Regions from separate parts of the Homo sapiens genome. Here region 1 is linked to region 2. Evidence: read pairs that join two places in POLR2A ChIA-PET (ENCODE). Cell type or tissue: IMR-90. All regions are shown on one strand. Each heading gives the region's core, and the rest is flanking DNA. Links, peaks and the distances in the headings are about the cores only.

Region 1 (2,929 bases), core at 281-2,780, 200 kb before region 2:
TAAGAGTTTTCAAAGTGGATCAGCAAAGTTGCTACATTATCATCAGTAAAGACACCACAGCTAAAGAAGTAGTTTTTCATGCTGTTCATGAATTTGGTTTGACCGGTGCATCCGACACATATTCTCTCTGTGAAGTTTCTGTTACTCCTGAGGGTGTCATAAAACAGAGAAGACTTCCAGATCAGTTCTCCAAATTAGCTGATAGAATTCAACTCAATGGAAGGTGAATAAGCTTATTAGTGGATGTGCTTATTTGTAGATGTGCTTTTGAAGATTTCCTGTTAAAACAGCTATTGTAAGTAGAAACATTATCATGTTTTAGTGCTCCTAAATTCACTCCAGAAGACGCTTGATAAAATATCTTGTCACTCCTGCTAAAATAAACTCTTAGAACCACTGATATAATCTAGTTCCTGTTTTTTTATAGAGGAAGCTGAATGATACAAATCTTCATATATATCTGAATGACTGTATCTACTAATTTATAAATTTGTTTTTAATATGGCCAGTATGTACTTTGGCAAAAGAAGCCATGGTTTTCACAGTTCTTTTTCTAAGTAGTTTTCCTTTAATGAATATGCAGGAAAATTTTAAAAATTTTAAAATGTGTTCTGAAAATTATTTAATAAACTAGATTATTTCTGTAGTACATTTGTTCCTTACTCTGGTTTTTTTTTTTTTTTTTGAGATGGAGTCTCCCTCTGTCGCCCAGGCTGGAGTGCAGTGGCGCGATCTCAGCTCACTGCAACCTCCACCTCCCAGGTTCAAGCGGTTCTCCTGCCTCAGCCTTCTGAGTAGCTGGGACTACAGGCACATGCCACCATGCCTGGCGAATTTTTGTATTTTTAGTAGAGACGAGGTTTCACCGTGTTGGCCAGGCTGGTCTCAAACTCCTTACCTCAAGTGATCTGCCTGCCTCAGCCTCCCAAAGTGCTGGCATTACGAGTGTGAGCTACCACACTCAACCACTCTGAGAATAATCTTTTTGGTAACCCAGTTTCATATGTAGAACAAGATCCCTAGAAAGCTTACAGTGACTGCATGCCATGGTTGCTGTGAAATGAGAATGAGTTAACTCTGTTTTGCTGGCTGTACATAGTGGTTAAGAGCATAGACCCTGGATTCAGATTGCCCACATTCAAATCCCAGCTCTGGCTATGTGACCTTGAGCAAGTCATATGTAGCTTCTCTACCTGAATTTCCTCACCCATAAAATGAGGATAGTAATAGTAGAATATACCTCATGGGAATGTTGTAAGGATTAAATGAGTTACTAAGTATACCATACCTTATAATGTTAAACATTATTATATATAGCATAATGAGTTTCAGCACTATTATTTATGGCATTGTCTTAGGCATATGAACAGTCTAAAAGCAGAAAAAAGAGTTTCTTGACAGTAAAAAATAGATGGATAGATGGATACAAACTTAGGCTTAAATCAAGTTGGATTATTAGAAAAGAACGAAGTAAAAGCAGGTGATACATTACCTCGTTTCCTTAGTAACATCCCTGCACAAGATGTTTCCTGTCTCTTACTTTTAAGTGCTGTAGAATTGTTGATTTAAGAGAAGAAAGCAAAATATAGGTCTTAATGTGTGGTAACTGATAAGTGCCACTTGCTGGAATGAGGTTTTGTATTTAACAAGGGAGAAACCATTAGTGGAAGTGTTTCCCCTCCTCTGTAGATTTCATTCCTCTTGCTTCACTTGGAAATTTATTTAAAAAGGAAGTGAGTGGAGTAACTTCTGAATAGAGATTTTTAACCGTCTTGATTCAGGAATTTATTTTGCCTTAATTAGAATTCATGCTATTCATAAACAAATATTTACATAGTACCAATCCTCTGTCAGATAAAACAGTAAGATAAAAGCTTTACGAGGGCAAGGCCAGTACCTAAAATAGTATCTGACAGATAGTTTCATAAAATAATTAAGTTCATGACATAACAACATTATTTTTACTCTTTAATAGATGCCAGTTGGTAGAATAAGAGACAGACTTCTCAAAAATCTTTTCATTTAAAATGTTAACTTTTCATTTTATCTGTAAATTAATATTTTTGGCTAAAAGTTATTAACAGTAAAATGATATTTTACAACGACAAAAAGGAAAAGTGCTCTTATTTAATCATATTTATGAATACATTTATTTAAAAAAATTTTTCCATTTAGGTATTACTTAAAAAATAACATGGAAACAGAAACCTTATGTTCAGATGAAGATGCTCAAGAACTAGTTAAGGAAAGCCAGCTATCCATGCTGCAGCTCAGTACCATTGAGGTGGCCACCCAGCTGTCAATGAGGGACTTTGATTTGTTTCGTAATATTGAACCGACTGAGTACATCGATGACCTTTTTAAGTTAAATTCCAAAACAGGAAATACTCATTTGAAGAGGTTTGAGGACATTGTAAACCAAGAGACATTCTGGGTTGCCTCAGAAATTTTAACTGAAGCAAATCAGCTCAAACGAATGAAGATTATTAAGCATTTTATTAAAATTGCACTTCATTGTCGAGAATGTAAGAACTTCAATTCCATGTTTGCAATAATAAGGTAAGTTGGTACAAATAGGTACAAATGTCTGTATGGTTTTGTCATTACATGCAGCTGATTTTCTACTTAGGTATTCAATGCCTATGAAAAGAAATGTTCAATTAATATGCCTTTATTGAAGTGTTGTTAGATTTAATGTATTTTCCATTTTGGTGGTATTGGCTTTTTCTATTTTTGTTTCTTCCATCTTTCTTTTACTTCTTTTTTGTAAATGAAAGTGGGTGATTGCCTTCTAATTTTTCTTTCTCTCCCTTCATCTCCAACCCCCCGCCTTGAGTGATTATATCATCTTTGGATATGTGCCCAGTGGCTGGTCTTTATCATTAGACTTCTGTACTGTGCTTTTTTAAGTACCTGCCTCACTATGATT
Region 2 (2,929 bases), core at 218-2,717:
CTTGAACTCCTGACCTCAGGTGATCCGCCCGCCCCAGCCTCCCAAAGCGCTGGGATTACAGGCGGGAGCCACCGTGCCCAGCCACTATTAATGTTTTTTAAATCCTCTTTTCCAAAATTTTATAGCAGTTCTTTCTAACATTTAGGAGACATGGTGTACGGAGTCAGAGTCTGGAGTTCAAATCCAAATTCTGCTGCATAATTAGTTAGGTGACTCTAAACAAAGTTTTTTCTAAACCTATCTTTTCTTCTAGTTTAATAAGACCAATAATATTACCTACCTGTGAGGTCTGTTGTGAGAAATATATAAGAGAACTCAAGTAAAATCGTTAGCCTTAGCCTTGGAACAGGCTGTGCTGGTAAAAGCTAGTTATTATCATTACACAAGCATATAATTAAGCTCATTGTTCTACATTTGTAATACTGAGAAAATGGCTCATAAAAGGCCCCAAATGGGATGGTATGAGTTCTACATCAATATAGTATAATGTTTAAATAAATGAACATTTTTAAAGGGGCACTAACATTTCTTCTGCCACCACAACGTGCCAGACACAATTCCAGGCAACAAAGGAAGCTAAGAGAAATAAGGCTCAAACTTAACACAGCTTTACAGTTGAATGACAAGAGACACATTTAATAGATAACTACATTCAAAGTAGTATGACCATATTTCCTGATTTATCAGGAATCTCTTGTCCTGGCTTAAGAGTTATTTGTGTCTTCTTTCATTCTCAGTTGTGTCTAGGTCTGCTGATAAATTAGATGATCATTCCTAACTAGATGTATGTACTAACTGCTTGGGATACAAGAGAAGAAACCACCAGTTCTGTGTAAAGCTATAGAGACTTAAATTGCTTCTTTATAGGAACATCTGAATGAGTCAAGTGAATCAAAAGAAAGAGGAAAGGCAGAGGGAAGATTTAATTGTTATTTTTCTGAGTCAGAACTACAAAGCTTTCTATACTTGTGCTGTGAACATTAACTAATAGCAAACTTAGTAAATCCACTTGACCAATGTTATATAAATTACTTTTGGAATTTAGTATTTTTTTCCTAAAGATATAACAGGCATACTCCAAGAAACAAATTATTCAACATGTATTTGTTTATGTATACAACATACAGTATATCTATTGAGTGTATATTATGTATACATGGTCTGTTTTTAGTGTGATAGAAGATACCAAAAAAATTATAAGGTACAGGCAAGCATCATAAAATCTAATGGCAAACCCCAGATATCTTAGCTAATTAGTCAATAAGGTAATGAGACATATGGCACATGAATTGTGATTTGGGAAGATTGAGAAAAATCAGGAATTGTGGAATTTATTGAGAAAGGAGAAAATAACCAACTGTCAGAATAATCATGGACAGTGGCCCTTTCTGTGACTGAAGCAGCCAAAGATAGGAAGGCAAGCTAAGTCAAACTTTGCTTTACACTCTTACCTGTGGCTGACCCTTGCTGCTCATCAAACCACAAATATTCATTGAATGCCTGCTGTTTGCCAGGTAGCATACCGAGTGCTGTGGAAAAATTCAGTATAAAGCATGGTCTTTGTCTTTAATGAAATGTCACACATCAACATTTGAATAAATAGACACAGTAGCTTTATGAATGTGGTTGAGGGGATCACTGAGGTCTGAATTAGTTAGAAAAGTTTTTTCAAAGGGAAAGGAATTCGAGGTGGGTCTCTGTGAAGAAGGTAGTCAGATCAGTGTTTCCCAAACTATGTATTGCACACCTCTCGTGGTGTGGGAGATGATTTTAGGTGATACACTTCACTGGGGATGGGAAGTGGAAGGATGGAGAGAGGTAAATTAGGGTACATGCAGCTTGGCTAGCTTCAATACATAGCCTGTGATCCAATTGCATTGCAGCCCCTCACCTCAAAAAAAAAAGTTAGGAATTGTAACAAAATGCCTCTGGGGACAACAAGATAAGAGGAAGGGAGCCTTTGGGGTCACTCTGCTATGTCAAGTTACAGACTAAGTAACCAAGAACTCCTTTTTCTTTTTTTTAAACAGCTAACATCTATATATGGCAAGTAATACCAATTTTACATATATGGTAGTAATACAAGTTTCCTTTATATGTTTGTTAAAGTTAAAAATATGAGTCAGCTAAAAGAGACTTAACAAGTAAACAATAATGGTGATAAAGCTTGTGGTAGATTTCACACAGAAAAAAAAACAATAAAGAGAAAGGGGATGTGGCACTAATTTAGGAAGCACAAAGCTTAGTGAGCAAAAGTTCAGAAACTGACATCTTAAAGGTGTGTTCCCAGGGAAAGCAAGAACCACAATGGATCTTGAGTTGAGTATTGGCAGGCTGGCATACAAGAGTGGGGAAAGATGAAGTCCAAAAGGCAGATAACAAGAGGGAGTGGACTCTGCTGGCAATTAAGACTCAGCACCAGGGCTGCAGAGGAGAGGATACTTCTCCCCGTATCTTGAGGAAGCCCCTTAGCACGGAAGAACGAGCAGAACTAGCACCAGTGTGTGTTAGGAAGCCATTCAGCAAGCACCAGGGGGTCTCCCATCTCTTTGGTTCACCAGGAATCCAGGAAGAGGAGAAACGGAATATCTTGTTAGATGGTCTCAAAGCACCGGGAGATTTGGTGCCCTTAAATTTAGCAGGTGGGGCCGAGCGCGGTGGCTTACCCCTGTAATCCTAAAACACTGGGAGACCAAGGCAGGTGGATTGCCTGAGCTCAGGACTTTGAAACCAGCCTGGACAACATGGTGAAAACTCATCTCTACTAAAATACAAAAAATTAGCCAGGCATGGTGGTGCGCACCTGTAGTCCTGGCTACTTGGGAAGCTGAGGCAGGAGAATCGCTTGAACCTGGGAGGCAGAGGTTGCAGTGAGCCAAGATCGTGCCACTGCACTCCAGCCTGGGTGACAGAGCAAGACTCTGTCTCA

The links. ChIA-PET counts read pairs that join two places held together with the same protein. Peaks named below come from ENCODE experiments on the same cell type or tissue, not always from the same donor. Only the 100,000 strongest peaks of a DNase experiment are listed, where the experiment ranks them.
Region 1: POLR2A ChIA-PET joins it to region 2 with 6 read pairs; 3 of 35 experiments call an interaction of 5 or more read pairs at or near these places.

The regions. Positions count from the first base shown.
Region 1 is chr5:131,461,335-131,464,263 of GRCh38, reverse strand. RAPGEF6 (Rap guanine nucleotide exchange factor 6) reads left to right here. Exons shown (of 28, transcript NM_016340.6): 18 at 1-223; 19 at 2,176-2,559. Among named protein-coding and RNA genes, the nearest start is that of RAPGEF6, 170 kb to the left of the region's middle. In IMR-90, for the core only: no CTCF peak of the experiment used is centred there; no DNase peak of the experiment used is centred there.
Region 2 is chr5:131,257,495-131,260,423 of GRCh38, reverse strand. It overlaps a transcript of CDC42SE2 not described here. Among named protein-coding and RNA genes, the nearest start is that of CDC42SE2, 5.1 kb to the left of the region's middle. In IMR-90, for the core only: no CTCF peak of the experiment used is centred there; no DNase peak of the experiment used is centred there; H3K27ac peaks cover 614 bases.